2 separate regions of the Homo sapiens genome follow, and region 2 is linked to region 1. A link is a loop called in an ENCODE intact Hi-C map of the cell type or tissue named here. Cell type or tissue: CD4-positive, alpha-beta T cell. All regions are shown on one strand. Links, peaks and the distances in the headings refer to the core of each region. The heading gives the core; the rest is flanking DNA.

What was found. Hi-C counts contacts between places; a loop is a spot of excess contacts. Peaks named below come from ENCODE experiments on the same cell type or tissue, not always from the same donor. Only the 100,000 strongest peaks of a DNase experiment are listed, where the experiment ranks them.
Region 2: a loop joins it to region 1, with 4 times the contacts of the local background. A loop is called at or near these places in 7 of 110 quality-filtered maps.

Annotation. Positions count from the first base shown.
Region 1 is chr3:15,591,549-15,600,425 of GRCh38, reverse strand. HACL1 (2-hydroxyacyl-CoA lyase 1) reads left to right here. Exons shown (of 17, transcript NM_012260.4): 3 at 4,002-4,042; 4 at 8,746-8,826. Among named protein-coding and RNA genes, the nearest start is that of HACL1, 5.6 kb to the left of the region's middle. In CD4-positive, alpha-beta T cell, for the core only: no CTCF peak of the experiment used is centred there; no DNase peak of the experiment used is centred there.
Region 2 is chr3:15,437,659-15,444,033 of GRCh38, reverse strand. It overlaps EAF1 (ELL associated factor 1), which reads right to left. Exons shown (of 6, transcript NM_033083.7): 6 at 1,421-4,925. The coding sequence ends at 4,879. Among named protein-coding and RNA genes, the nearest start is that of EAF1, 13 kb to the right of the region's middle. In CD4-positive, alpha-beta T cell, for the core only: no CTCF peak of the experiment used is centred there; a DNase peak (open chromatin) is centred at 4,853.

The sequences.
Region 1 (8,877 bases), core at 1,724-4,223:
ACCTTGCTCTTCTCTCAGTAGTGCGGGCTTGAAAGGTCAAGAATCCACTTCTGTGATATCACATACTCTCAGTCCAGCTGAGGCTAAATATTCCTGCTTTACACTCCCACCGTTGCCTTCTAATTTAAATTCTTGCCTCCTCTTGCCCAAACAACTGCCTGGCCACCCTAAGTGGTGCCTTTTGCCATCATACATGAGTGCCTGGAGGGCAGAAGTTGTGATTCATTTGTTATATCACCACAGTGCCTGGCTTGGTTTGTGCTTTCACGTGGTGTAGATGCTTAATATTATACATTATTTATTAATTGAATGACATTCTTTATTGAATGACATTCTTTATTGAATGACATTCTTTATCTACAAGGTTTGAGATTTGTATTTTTTAATCTTAAAACTAGGAGGTTTTGAGTTTCTGTTGCTTCTACATTTTACTTGTCTTTGTTAGAACAACATTCTGTTCTTTCATCTGTGTGAAAAAATGAAGCTATTGACCTATGAATGGAACCTATACTTAACTGTTTTTGTAGAGATGACATATCTGCCACTGATTTCTTCATACAGCAAACATTTATTGACTAAGTACTGTATACTAAGGATTGTGCTACATAACCTGTAGGAGAGAGGGATGTAAAGAAGGAGTGAGGTTTAGTCTTGATCTTCACGTTGATCAGTCCTGGAAGGTGAGGGTAAGACTTACAGAAAAAGACTCATCTATTATAACTCTCACAATAGATGTAGTAGCACAGAAGGGGTGACTGGTTCTCTTTGAGGACAGAGAAGATTGCCTGTAGAGGTAATGTTAGTTCATGTGGTTCCCTCAAGGTAGGTAAAGGCATGGTGAGCTGTGAGACTGGTAGGTAGGTTGAGGGGAGGTTGTGGGAAATCTAAAAAGAGTTTGAATTTTTTTTTTTTTTTAACAGTAGGCAATGGGGGAGACTAAAGGTTTTTCTAAACAGGTGGGCGATGTAATTAGATTTGTACTTCAGAAAGATGATGCGAGGCATGGTTGTACATGCCAGTAATCCCAGCTACGAAGGGGGCTGAGGCAGGAGGATTACTCAAGTCCAGGAATTAGAGGCTGCCTGGGCAACATAGCACGACCTCTGTCTCTAAGTTTTATTTCAGCCCCTATAAGCTTAGTTGAGGGTTCTTTAGGTCCCATGTGCTGTGTTGGGTGCTGGATACAGAGATGAATGATAGTTCCTGGCTTTAAGGGGCTTACAGCCAAGCTGTGGAGACAGACACAGACAATTGTATTATAAGGTGGTAAGTGCTGTGATAGAGAGATATCCAGGGTGCTATAAAGCCCAGAGAAGGAGTACCCAGGCTCAGCTTCCCACAGGAGATGATGTCTGAGCTGTCCTGAAGGATAAGCAGGCATTAACCAGTTAGGAAAGAGGAGGCAGGCTCCTCTGGAGATGATTCCTAGATTTTGGGCTTACTTGATTGATTGTGTAGATCATATTGTCTGTGACTGAGACTGGGAATATAGAGGGAAGAGCCAGCTTGGAGGAGAAAGGTGATGTTCAATTTTGAACACATGCATTTGAGATGTTGGTGGAACATCCCAGTGCATATGTCCCTCAAGCATCCTGACTCTATGGTAGTCAAAGGAAGACTTAAATGGTACCTGAACTAAGGGTAGTGACAGAATGATTCAGAGGGAACATGAAAACAGGCTAAGGCATTCAGGACATGTTTGTGATAAAGAGAAAGATGTAGTTGGGTGTGACTTCATTGTCTTTGATTAGATCCATAGAGTAATCAAGACATACTGACCAATTGGCCAGCAAGTAGGCAGATTGTCAGCAAGTTCATTGTTCTTGAGAGCTTACTGTGTGTGGGCACTATTTTGAGTGTTTTACACATACGAACTGATTTCATCCTCACAGCAGTGCTTTGAATTATTTTCATTTTATAGATGAAGAAACAGAGATTTAGAGCAACTTGCCAAAATTACACAGTAGAAAGTGGGGAAGCTGGGATTTAAATCAAAACAGATTGGCTCGAGAGTCCACTCTCTAAGTACCATGTACACTGTTCTGCCTGTGAATGGAGGTAGTTTAGTAGAGGAACAGATCTTTTATGGTCATAAAACCAGTTATGGCCAGGCGCGGTGGCTCACGCCTGTAATCCCAGCACTTTGGGAGGCTGAGGCAGGCAGATCACCTGAGGTCAGGAGTTTGAGACCAGCCTGACCAACATGGAGAAACCCCGTTTCTAAAAATATAAAATTAGCCAGGCGTGGTGGTGCATGTTTGTAATGCCAGCTGCTCGGGAAGCTGAGGCAGGAGAATTGCTTGAACCTGGGAGGTGGAGGTTGCCGTGAGCCAATATTGCATCATTGCACTCCAGCCTGGGCAACAAGAGCGAAACTCCGAAACTCTGTCTCAAAAAAAAAAAACAAAACAAAACAAAATAAAACAAAACAAAACAGTTACCTCTCAACTTTTGACATTTCCTACCAGAGGAATATACTTTTTGTTACGTGTTGTTGTATATTTTGCATTGCCTAGCAACATTTCTTACCTAGCTATCATAAGTGGGCAATTCTTTTGGGTGTCTAAATAAAGTGTTCTTATTGCAGCAGGTATTTACATGCCTGCATTTCTTAGGAGTTGTCTTATTCTCCTAATGTGAATTTGGCCTTATGTGCAAAAGGAAAGAGAGATGGGGCCAGTAGAGAATAGCGACACAGGAAAAGAGCAGAGTCTTTGTGCAGGTTCTCAGTGGGTGTATGATAGTAGAGCCAGTTAAGATTATGATCCATAAACATTTCCTTTTTTTTTTTTTCCACATTTATGTCGTTAATGTGGAGTTCTTTAAGACAGTATACTACTTCATTTAAAGCTGAATGAAGGCTAGGAAATACGCAATTCATTATTATTTCTAAAGAAATGAGAAGAAATAATACTGGGAAAAAAATGATGTCCCAGACTAAGAAGAATTTGAGAGAGCACTCAGCATTTTCCCAGGTTATCTTGTGTGCATTTAATTTAGTGCCCCCTCTCTTCCTGATTATGAGCTGAAGTAGAGTTACAAGGTAAAAACTATCCATATGCAGGCCATAAAGGAAATCTCAATAAATCGCCAAGGATTGAAAGCGTGCAGTATATGTCACCTGACCATGTGGAAGTAAAGTGGAACTCAATAAGAGATCACTAAAAAGAATCTCAGACCTTTGGAAATTAAGCAACATACTTTTTGGTATTTTGTAAATATTTGAAAAGATTAACAAAATGAATAAACTTCAAGATAGACTGATTGAGAATAAAAGAGAAAACAGATTACCAATGTCAGGAATGAAAAAGGAGGTATCACTACAGATCCTAATTAACCAATGGGTTGAAGAAGAAATCACAATGGAAAGTAGAAAATATTTTGAATAGAATGATAATGAAAAGATGCAACTCAAACTTGTAACCTATAACTAAAGCAGTTCTTGGAATCATTTTAAACAAATTATTAGTAAAGAAAATTAAAAACCAGTGTTCTAAATTTGTATTTTAAGAAGCTAGAAAAAGAAAAGCAAATCAAATTCAAAATGACTGAAATAATAAATACAAGAACAGAAATCAATGAAATAGAAAACAAACAATAGAGAAAAACCAACAAAAATTTTCGAAGAACTAAAAAAATTTGTTCTTTGAAAAGATGGATAAATTTGATAAACCCCTCATGAGACTGATGAAGAATAAAAGAAAGAAAACAAATTACCAATATTGTTAATAAAAGAGGACATTCCTATTGATCCTGCAGATATTTAAGCAATTGTAAGAGGATGTTTTGAATAACATACATATGAACAAATTTCCTGAAAAACTAAAATTTAGATAACCATTATTTGAAATTTATGTGTAGAACATTTATTACTAAGGTTGGAAATATTTTAATTCTGCCTTTACCACTATGTTCTTGTCTATTATTTAATAGTAAGTTGCTGTCATAAATGTACTATAAGGATCCCAATATGCTCAAGTCCCAGTGTTGTTTTCTCGTAGGCTTGTTATGCTGCCTCCGCGATTGGATATCTGACAAGCAGGTAAACTAAAATTTGTTTCACTTCAATTACTTTAATATTTTGGGGTAGAACTATTACGTCTTTCAGCTGAAGGATGAGTTCATTTGGAAAGATTATAGAAAAATATATTAAATAACAAAGGATAAAAAACATTTAAAACTCTCTGAGGACCACATCAAAAGAATAATGATACCAGAAGTGTTTCAGAGTGGAACACATTGCCATTTTGTAGAGTGAATCACTGGTGATCAGATAGTGAGTTGATGTATGATACCTTGTCTTGGATCTCACAACTACCCCAGCACACTTAATACAAAAATGCTTGGTTCAAAATGTGACTGTTGAGAGCTGTTCCACACGTTCTGATTTTTTAGTGTGTATCCATGTTACCTAACTACCACCCCCTTTTTATTATTAAAAATTAATACATTTTTAAAATGTCCATTTTGGAAAACTTGGAAAATATAGAAAGCACAAAGAAGAAAATGAAAATCGACTAGGCACGGTGGGTCACGCCTGTAATCCCAGCACTTTGGGAGGCTGAGGCAGGTGGATCACCTGAGGTCAGGAGTTTGAGACCAGCTTGGCCAACATGGTGAAACACCATCTCTACTAAAAATACAAAAATCACCCTGGTGTGGTGGCATGCGTCTGTAATCCCAGCTACTCGGGAGGCTGAGGCAGGAGAATCGGCTTGAACCCAGGAGGCGGAGGTTGCAGTGAGCTGAGATTGCGCCACTGCACTCCAGCCTGGGTGATAGAGTGAGACTCCGTCTCAAAAAAAAAAAAAAAAAAAAAAAGGAAAAAAGATGAAGAAAATCACCTATGATCTCAGAACTGTTAAGAATTGGTCATTTTCTTCCAGTTTTTTCCCTTATCTATGTATTTTTTAAGCAGAATTTGGACTCTCACAGGAATGTGTATCATACTTTTTTCACATATGTTAGTTTTAATACATTTTTTTATTTCCAAAAATGAAACTAGTAATTCAGTTGCTAAGAAATGCAAACTAATAAGATTCTCAAAGTCTAGACCTCACCAGAATAGTTTTTTTTCTGTGATAAGGAACTTGTGAATTTGAACCTGAAAAAAATAGGCCATCAAGTAACACTATTGTCACTGTTTTCTGCCGCTTTATTTACATATGACAAATATTTTAATCTTTTCATTTAGCTTGGAAAGCATTTAAATTATAGTTATTAATTAATGCCTTAATGTAAAAAATGCTAGAACAATGATTAAGAGAATGGTTAAAAGTTCATACTTTTTTTTTTTTGAGATGGAGTCTTGCACTGTTATCTGGGCTGGACAGTGCAGTGGTGCAATCTCGGCTCAGTGGAACCTCTGCCTCCTGGGTTCAAGCGATCCTCATGCCTCAGCTTCCCCAGTAGCTGGGATTACAGGCATGCACCACCACACCCAGCTAATTTTTGTATTTTAGTAGAGATGGGGTTTCACTATGTTGGCCAGGATGGTCTCTGTCTCTTGACCTCATGATCTGCTGGCCTTGGCCTCCCAAAGGGCTGGGATTACAGGCGTGAGCCACCATGCCCGGCCGAAAAGTTCATATTTAAAACATTTTTGCTGTTTGAATGAACTTCTGGAGCTGCACTGGCAAGTATAGTAGCCACGAGCCGTATGACTTGTTTACATTTAAATTAATTAAAATTAAATAACATTTAAATCATAGTTTATCAGTTTGTAGTAGCCACATTTCAAGTGCTCAGTAACCATGTCAGTAGTGGCTACCGTATCATACTGCAAATGCAGAACATTTCTATTACTATACAAAGTTCTGTTGGATAGTACTGTTCTAGAAGTTTAGTTTACTTGGTGGTAATTACTTATTTTCAAGTCTGTCTTAAACAGAAATTTTTAAGAAATTATTTTATAAGTGTAAAATGGTGAACTGAATTATATTGAGATACCTTTTTCCCGAGTGGTTTAAGCTTAGAAAGTCACACTGAAGGGTAAAACATTCAAGTTCAATATTTATTTATTTGGAGTCTCACTCTGTCGTCTCCATGCTGGAGTGCAGTGGCACCATCTCGGCTCACTGCAAACTCCACCTCCCAGGTTCCAGCGATTCTCCTGCCTCAGCCTCCCAAGTAGCTGGCACTACAGGTGTGCACCACCATACTCAGCTAGTTTTTATATTTTTTAGAGACAGGGTTTCATCATGTTGCCCAGGCTGGTCTTGAACTCCTAGACTCAAGTGATCCATCTGCCTCAGCCTCTCAAGATGCTGGGATTACAGACGTCAGCCACCGTGCTCAGCCTCAAATTCAGTTTTAAAAGATTTTGGGGACCAGGCGCGGTGGCTCATGCCTGTAATCCCAGCACTTTGGGAGGCCGAGGCGGGTGGATCACCTGAGGCCAGGAGTTGGAGACAAGCCTGGCCAAACATGGTGAAACCCCGTCTCTACTAAAAATACAAAAATTAGCCGGGTGTGGTGGCACATGCCTGTAATCCCAGCTACTTGGGAGGCTGAGGCAGGAGAATCACTTGAATCCGGGAGGCGGAGGTTGCAGTGAGCCGAGATCACACCATTGCACTGCAGCCTGGGGAACAAGAACGAGACTTCGTCTCAAAAAAAAAAAAAAAAAAGACAAAAAAAAAAACACAAAACATTTTGGGCAGAGCACTGCATTCAGAATTACTTTCCTATCAAAGATCAGTCGACGTTATATTTATTTGTTAAGAAATGAAAAAAAAACCTTTTTTCATACAAAAATGAACTCAGCAGTCAAAAATTTGCTTCTGTATACCATTAACTTGATTTAGTCCAGATGTAGTCCAGATCAAAATAAGTGGTTAGAGACATAAGGTGTGAAAATGATAGGTACCTTATTTCTCACAAGAAATCCGATATCTTTCTTTTTTTGGGCCAGGCATGCTGGCTTATGCCTGTAATCCCAGCACTTTGGGAGGCCAAGGCAGGCAGATTGCTTGAGCCCAGGAGTTCAAGACCAGCCTGGGCAACATGGTGAAACCCCATCTCTACCAAAAAAAAATACAAAAAATTAGCCGGGTGTGGTGGCATCTGCCTGTAGTCCCGGTTACTTGGGAGGCTGTGGTGGGAAGATCACCTGAGCTTAGGAGGTTGAGGCTGCAGTGAGCCCTGATCATGCCACTGCACTCCAGCCTGAGCAACAGAGTGAGATGCTATCTCAAAAAAAAAGTGTGTATATATATACACACACGCACATATATATGTGTGTATATATACACACATATATACGTATGTGTGTATGTGTGTATATATACATATATACGTATGTGTGTGTATATATACACACACATATATGTATATGTGTGTGTATATATACACTTTTTTTGAGATAGCATCTCACTCTTGCCCAGAGTATATATGTACATATGCGTACATGTGTATACACGCACACATGTGCGTACATGTGTATACACGCACACATGTGCGTACATGTGTATACACGCACACATGTGCGTACATGTGTATACACGCACACATGTGCGTACATGTGTATACACGCACACATGTGCGTACATGTGTATACACGCACACATGTGCGTACATGTGTATACACGCACACATGTGCGTACATGTGTATACACGCACACATGTGCGTACATGTGTATACACGCACACATGTGCGTACATGTGTATACACGCACACATGTGCGTACATGTGTATACACGCACACATGTGCGTACATGTGTATACACGCACACATGTGCGTACATGTGTATACACGCACACATGTGCGTACATGTGTATACACGCACACATGTGCGTACATGTGTATACACGCACACATGTGCGTACATGTGTATACACGCACACATGTGCGTACATGTGTATACACGCACACATGTGCGTACATGTGTATACATGTGTATATGTATACAAGTGTATATACAAGTGTATATGTATACAAGTGTATGTATACGTGTGTGTATGTATACGTGTGTGTATGTATACGTGTGTCTACATGCATACGTGTGTGTATACGTGTGTCTACATGTATACACGTGTGTGTATACGTGTGTCTGTATGTATACATATATATAGAGTATACTCTGGTGCCCAGAGTATATATACATATATGTATACATATATATACGTATGTATACATATACACGTATGTATACGTATATATGGATCCATATATACACGTATGTATACGTATATACGTATGTATACATATATACACGCATGTATACATATATACGTATGTATACATATATACATGCATGTATACGTATATACGTATGTATACATATATACACGTATGTATACGTATATAGTGTGTATATATACGTATATAGTGTGTGTATATATACGTATACGTATATACGTATATATACGTATATAGTGTGTGTATATATACGTATGTAGTGTGTGTATATATACGTATATAGTATATACTATAGGTATATAGTGTGTATATATATACACTATGTATATAGTGTGTGTATATATACACGTATATACGTATATATACACTATATACATATATAGTGTATACACTATATACGTATATGTGTGTATGTATATATATCGCGATATATATATATCGCCTTGTTTTTTAATTAAAAATATTCTAATAATTGTTTTATCAGTTATAGTAAAGACTTGTATGTCCTTCCTTTGAAGTCCAAGATTGCCATGTTTCACACTAAAGTGTTATGAATCAGTTGTTACATTTGACCTGATTTTAATAAATTCTGTTTTGCTTTTAGGCCAGGAGTCTGCCTTGTTGTTTCTGGCCCAGGTCTCATCCATGCCTTGGGCGGTATGGCAAATGCAAACATGAACTGCTGGTAATGACATTATTATTACTGAAAACATTTTCTTAAAAAGGTCACTGCAGG
Region 2 (6,375 bases), core at 3,574-6,073, 160 kb after region 1:
GTAAGAAATGGCAGGAGGGGAGCAAACTATACACAGTGAATGAAGGAGGGAGGGCCAAGCCAAGAGAAGCCATTGGGTGGCTTTTGGTGCCCTCTGCATGAATCATGAATAGAAATATCTTAACTCTTACTGGAACTTTCGTTTATCTGGCCAGGAACAATGCCAGAATTGGGAGGGGACTTAGCGATCATGTGGCCCAGTGGTCTCAAACATGGCAGTCACAGGGCATGTGAATGTAATAGATGGCATTAATAGCCACAATTCTTCCCACCTCCCTGTATCTACACCCTTTCCAATCTCTTTTTCAACTCCTCCCATCAATTTTGGGGAATGGATTTCCCCACCCCTTCATTCTGAACTTAGCTCTCTAACTTGGTTTGGCCAATGATGTCTTAGCAATTGTGACAGAAGTATTTTGGTTCCTCTCTTACTCTTACACCTCTCTGCCTTTGCCATGACAACATGCCCAGGCTAGGCTGGTGGAGATGACATGGAGCAGAGCTGTTGCCCCCACTCTGCTGGCCAAAGCCATCCTAGATCAGCTGAACCTCAGTCAACTGCCAGGCCTATGAGGGAGCCAATCAAGACCAGAACTGTCCAGCTAAGGCCAGTCTAAAGCCAACTCAGACTTGTGAGCAAAATAAATGCTTATTAGTCATTGAGTTTTGGGATGGTTTGTTACAGAACATTACAGTGGCAATAGTTAACTGAAGATAAAACTCCCTTCAGTGATGGACACCACCACTTCCCCACTGAGATGGTTCAAGTCTAACTCCTATTACCATCTGAGGGAACAAGCACATTGCAGAATTAAGTAGCAGAGGATTTCTAGACTTAACACGTAATTTAATTCAATCCAAATATATTGAGCACCCATTAGAGACACTACAGCGAATTAAAAAGGAATATGGCCACTGCCTACCTAGAAGTTTATACAGTCTAGCAGAGGAGCCAAGACCACAGGTAAATGTGAGCACTGCTGAAGCAGAAGTGGAGAATGGAAGCAGGAGGTCAGGATTTCTAGCCAAATGTCAGCTGGGAGTCAGAGGTGTGTGTGGCATAGCATTCCAGGCAGAAGGAATCTGGTAAACTAAAATGACAATAGGATATGTCTAGGGATTCAGTTTAACTGTTGCATGGTTCTCAGACCCAAACTAAGCCCTCCTTCTCAGACCAAGTAAAATGGCCTCAGATGTAATTCAGTTTTGAACTTCATACCTTTTAAAAACTGAAGTTCGTCCTTCAGTTTTGAATGTCACACCTTTTAAAAGCTGAGGTATACTTCCTAATGATTATAAACACCAAATTAAAAAGGAATCCATTTAGTTAGCTATTTAGGCTTAAGCACAGAAGGTTCTTAAAAGAACCCTATATTGCTCATTGATTTCTAAAAGAAAATGAAACCCACCAAGACAAGAAATGTGTTGCTGACCTTCACTTTTATTTAAATATAGTGATCTTTTAAGAGAATAAACAAAAAATACTTTACACAGCAAATATTTTACATAAATGTAAACATGCATGTCTACTTCATAATTAAGCAAAAAAACTTTTAGGCACAAGATTTTAAAAATAAAGAATGAGACAATGAAACCAAGACTGGAATAACAGAAGTAACAAAAACTCACATTTCCTAACTCTTCAATTGGTCTTGTCTTCCAACCTATTGGTTAAGGCCTGAGTTTCAGAAATCCTACCTTCCTTGCCAAATAGAAACATCCACTTTGGCTGTATATAACATTATCCACATAACACACTAATTCTCTTTCAAAATAATGTAATAAATATACCATTCATACACACACACACACACACACACACACACCCTGCTGAACCAGCCTCTCAAATAGGAAAATAAGGATTTTGGAATTTTCAAGTTTTCCTACAACCAAAGCACATACACACACATTAACACCTTACATAGAAAAAATGATTCTGCTACAGAAATAAAATCGTTAGTGAGTGGCATGATTACAAACCTCTAGTTCATTTGTATTAAGTTTCTTCAATCACAACTTTACTAAGGCTTACTAAGCGCCTCTGACACTTCAGATTTAATTAAGTTTTTCATCTCATCTAAATGACCCACAGTACAGTAGACATTGTACAGCACAAAAAAAAGGCAATTTTAATAATTCAGTTAAAGACTTCTAAATCATGAAAGTCAGCATGGATACTTTCAGCTGTCTCCAAATGCCTGGAATGTTTTCCTATGTCTATCCTCTGCACTTCACTGGCTGGGTAGTCTTCTCTGCCTTCTACCCCACCAGGCTACAACCATTTGAATGTCCATTCCTGTGGATACCCCAGGGAGGAGATGAGAATGACAGTCCCTGCTTTTTTTTTCCCTTTTTCTTTTTGTAGAAACAGGGTCTCGCCATGTTGCCCAGGCTGGTCTCAAACTCCTGGACTCAAGCAATCCTCCCACCTCAGCCTCCCAAAGTGCTGGGATTACAGGCATGAGTCACCACAGCCAGCCCAGTACCTGCTTTTAAGGAGCTCATACCGACCAGAGTTCAAGCAAAAAAAAAAAAAAAAAAAAAAGGTCAGTATGTACACACAGGGCACTCCATGTGGGTTGAAAAAAAAGACAAGAGTCCACAAAGATGGTACCCACAGAACCTCAAAAGTGGGGTATGGAGGGAGAGAAGGAGAATGAGAGAAGGCACAGAGGCAGGAAGAACAAGTCCGGTTTGGCTGGCAGGAGGGCATCTGTGAGAAGCCATCTGTGAAGCCAAATTCTTGATTTCTAAAAAGAAAAGATTGCTTACTCTGGTGGGTAAAGCTGGAGGGCAGAGGGCAGAACCACCAAAGGCTTTGTGCAGAGAACAAAATTGAAGCCGTGCTAGAGAAAAACCATACAGTGTTGGGCAGGACAGATGACAGGACAAACGGTCTGAAGCTCAGGAAGCTTGACTCACCAAGCCAGTGCCACGTGCAAGCATTTCCTATAGAAACACGTCTTGACCCAACATGCCAAAAACCATAGTTCTGTCTACAGAAATCAAGGCTTTCAGAAAAAAGTTGGGGAGGAGAGAAAGAGAGAGAGGCTTAAATAGATATTTTTAGTTCAAGTTCCTGGAACCTGCCCCAGTTTGAGCAAGTTAAGAGCAGTGAAACAATTCCTACATCCAGTAACAATTCAAGTCTCCTGATCATGACCTTGTGAAACCTTCCCTGAGCTGTCATTACCAAGGAATTATAAAGCAATTATCAATCCACTATAAATAAGTTCCTACCTGCCATTAAATCCACCAAAATCTCATGATGGGCTGAGAGCCCAGCACGGGGTCCTAGCGTAGACCTATTACCTACACTAGGGTAGGTGGTGTGAGCATGCTGCTGGGCAGTGGCTCTCTGGGCTCACTATGATGATGAAACAGTTGACTCTATGAAGTTTAACTCTAATGAAAGCCCCTATGACAGACCACCTATTTCCTTTCTAAGTCCAGACTGCTTCCCCTCCACTAGCTGGGGAGGGAGAGGCCATATGAGTGGAGGGACCTGTGGAGGAAAAATTATTATTACTACCTTGATGTCCGCTGAACCAAAGTGGATGGAAATTTCTCAGGACATATTCATCCAAACTACAAAAACAGGTTACTCCATACTGATTACAGGATGATTTATCACACATTCATTAAATATAGAACATTGACTAGCAACCAGTTTCCTCCAACAACAGATCCATTTGGAAATGGCACACTGTAGAAGGCAATCTTGTGACTTCCTTCTAGTTGTATATAAAAAATACAAATCGGTCAGGGAGTCAGGTACAAAACAGTGGTACAAAAGCATGAATAGATACGCCTTATCAAAGAATGTGCTCATTTCATATTGCAGAACTTCTATCTAGATTCTGATTTTTAGAAACTTACTGCTGGTTCATTTGTTCGGAGAGGTTTCTTCACACCTCTCTTCCACTCCTACCTCCCCTTGCTAAAATCCACTGACTGAAGAATACTTAGTATGGATCCACATGGAACCAAAATCCCCAACTGAATGGAGTCACATGCATCAGCACAGTGGCTACCGGTTTCATCTGCTCACCCAGCCTCATGTATTTAGGGACTGAATTCAAGCTAGAAGCACCCAACACTTTTGTCTTTTGGAATCTAATCCAAGTGCCAATGTACATCTAAAAGTCCCATGTATAGGAATCTCTTGATTCCTACAAATGAGATTCAAGGGAGAGAACAGTGAGGAAAGCCCAGAGAGGGGGCAGGAGACTGGCCACAAGCCAGGTGTGTACTTCCCTTTCTTAGTCTGTAAATGACAGGTTGAGCTGGCAGGACTCCATGGTCCTCACCAACTGACACTCAAGGACTCCATTCTGTATTCTGAGGTCCATTTCTATCCAGGCTTGTCAGGCTGAGTCAGACAAAACTTCCTTACCACTTTGTGTCAACAATTTAAAGTGGTTTTAACATACTTCTATGATGTAGTTTGAGGTTTTCCCTCTCTCTCCTACCCATCAAAGACTTCATTCCACTGGTACCAACCACTTGGCCAAACTGATGGCTGCTGAGGTTTAAAACTGAATCTCTGGCCTGGTGAAGATATGGCCTTTGAGTAACTTAGACCAGGGCACATTTATCTGTTTTTCATTAACAATTTTAACTAAATAGAAATATAATTCTGTTAGCTCTTCTACAGGTCTACTTAAACTTTGAAAGATGAGATTGTTCAAAAATGACACGAGAAAATCACCCATCACCACTAAGTTAAAGACTTGAATATGTGAGAGTTCCAGAGCCTCAAACTCCTACTACAGTCACTGATCCATAACATTTTCCTCTTGCAATGGACTCCACGCCAAAGTAGCTCAGTCTTGCGGCATGTTTGTGCACCAAAAAGTAGGTTTCGAAAGATCCAGCACTAGTCATCACTGTCACTGCCAGACTCACTCAACTGCAAGTCATTTCCTATTTAAAAAAAAAAATAAAGTAAAATCATAGAATCAAACAAAAGTACAGAATTTAAAAATGACTTCCTCATAATTTTTTGTTAATTGCCTTGGCTATCACACTACAGTAAAACCTTGTTAATTCAACTTAGGGAAGAAAATCAAATTGGCTCACTGAAACAAAATGGTGCTTTTGGTTATCTACAAAGCACAACAATACTGCATATTAGGGTAGAGCAAAGGAGAAGTAAGCTGGATAACTTTTAAATGGTTTAATAAATAGCAAGAAAATATTTAAAATATGTCTGGGCGCAGTGGCTCACGCCTGTAATCCCAACACTTTGGGAGGCCAAGGCAGGGAGATCATTTGAGGCCAGCAGTTGGAGACCAGCCTGGCCAACGTGGCGAAACCCCATCTCTACTAAAAATATAAAAATCAGCCACGTGTAGTGGGACATGCTTGTAATCCCAGGTACTTGGGAGGCTGAAGCAGGAGAATCGCTTGAACCCAAGAGGTGGAGGTTGCAGTAAGCCAAGATTGCACCACTGCACTCCAGCCTGGGCGATAGAGTGAGACTGTCTCAAGGAAAAAAAGAAAAAAGAAAAAAAAAAAAAAAGAAAATATTTAAAATAACTGATCACCATTCGGAAGAACTGATCACATTAAGTTGCTTTATAAAGGCAACTTAAGAAAATATCCGGTAGGCTTCCCATTAAGAAAGGTGAATACTGTTAACACCAGTAATATGCTAATGCAGTATCTGCTCTGGCACACCTCTGTCCAGGATAGTCACGTTATCTTAAATTTCAAATCTGAACTAACGTGCTTTACAAAACCCCAGATTCCTGTTTACTAGGCAGAATTTAGAAGAATATAATTACTTAACATTTCAATCTAATACAATAGGAATACATATAACAGAACCCCAGTTGATACCACTTGTAGCAAAAGTGATTTTCTTTATTTCCAAATTGCTAATCTCTAGGCCAGTTCTCCTCAAAGTCTATTCTGAGGACTCGGGGTTCCATGAAACCCTTTCAGGGGGGTCTGATCCTGAGGTCACCCCTTTTCTAACTACCTAGAATGCCAGATTTTCTTCATATACTTCAGTCTCTATGTTAAAGATGGGGCATATAATGGCAATGTCTTGAGATATTTTTGGTTGTCATGGGGCTGGGGAGGTGGGAAGAGACTGGTACTGGCATCTAGTGGGTAGACGTCAGGGATGCTCTTAAACATCCTACAATGTGCAGGACAACCTCCCACAAAGAAGACTTATCTTGCCCAAACTGCCCATAGTGCTGAGGTTGAGATTATCTCTGCCTGGTCCACAATAGTTGGATTAACTAGGTTAACTTCCCCACTGTTACCTCTAGACCTTCCAACTTCCTTAAAGGAAGGTGTACCAAGAGAGAACATTCATCAGGGTTCCAAAAAGAGAAAAGCATAGAAAATTAGCCCTCTGTTC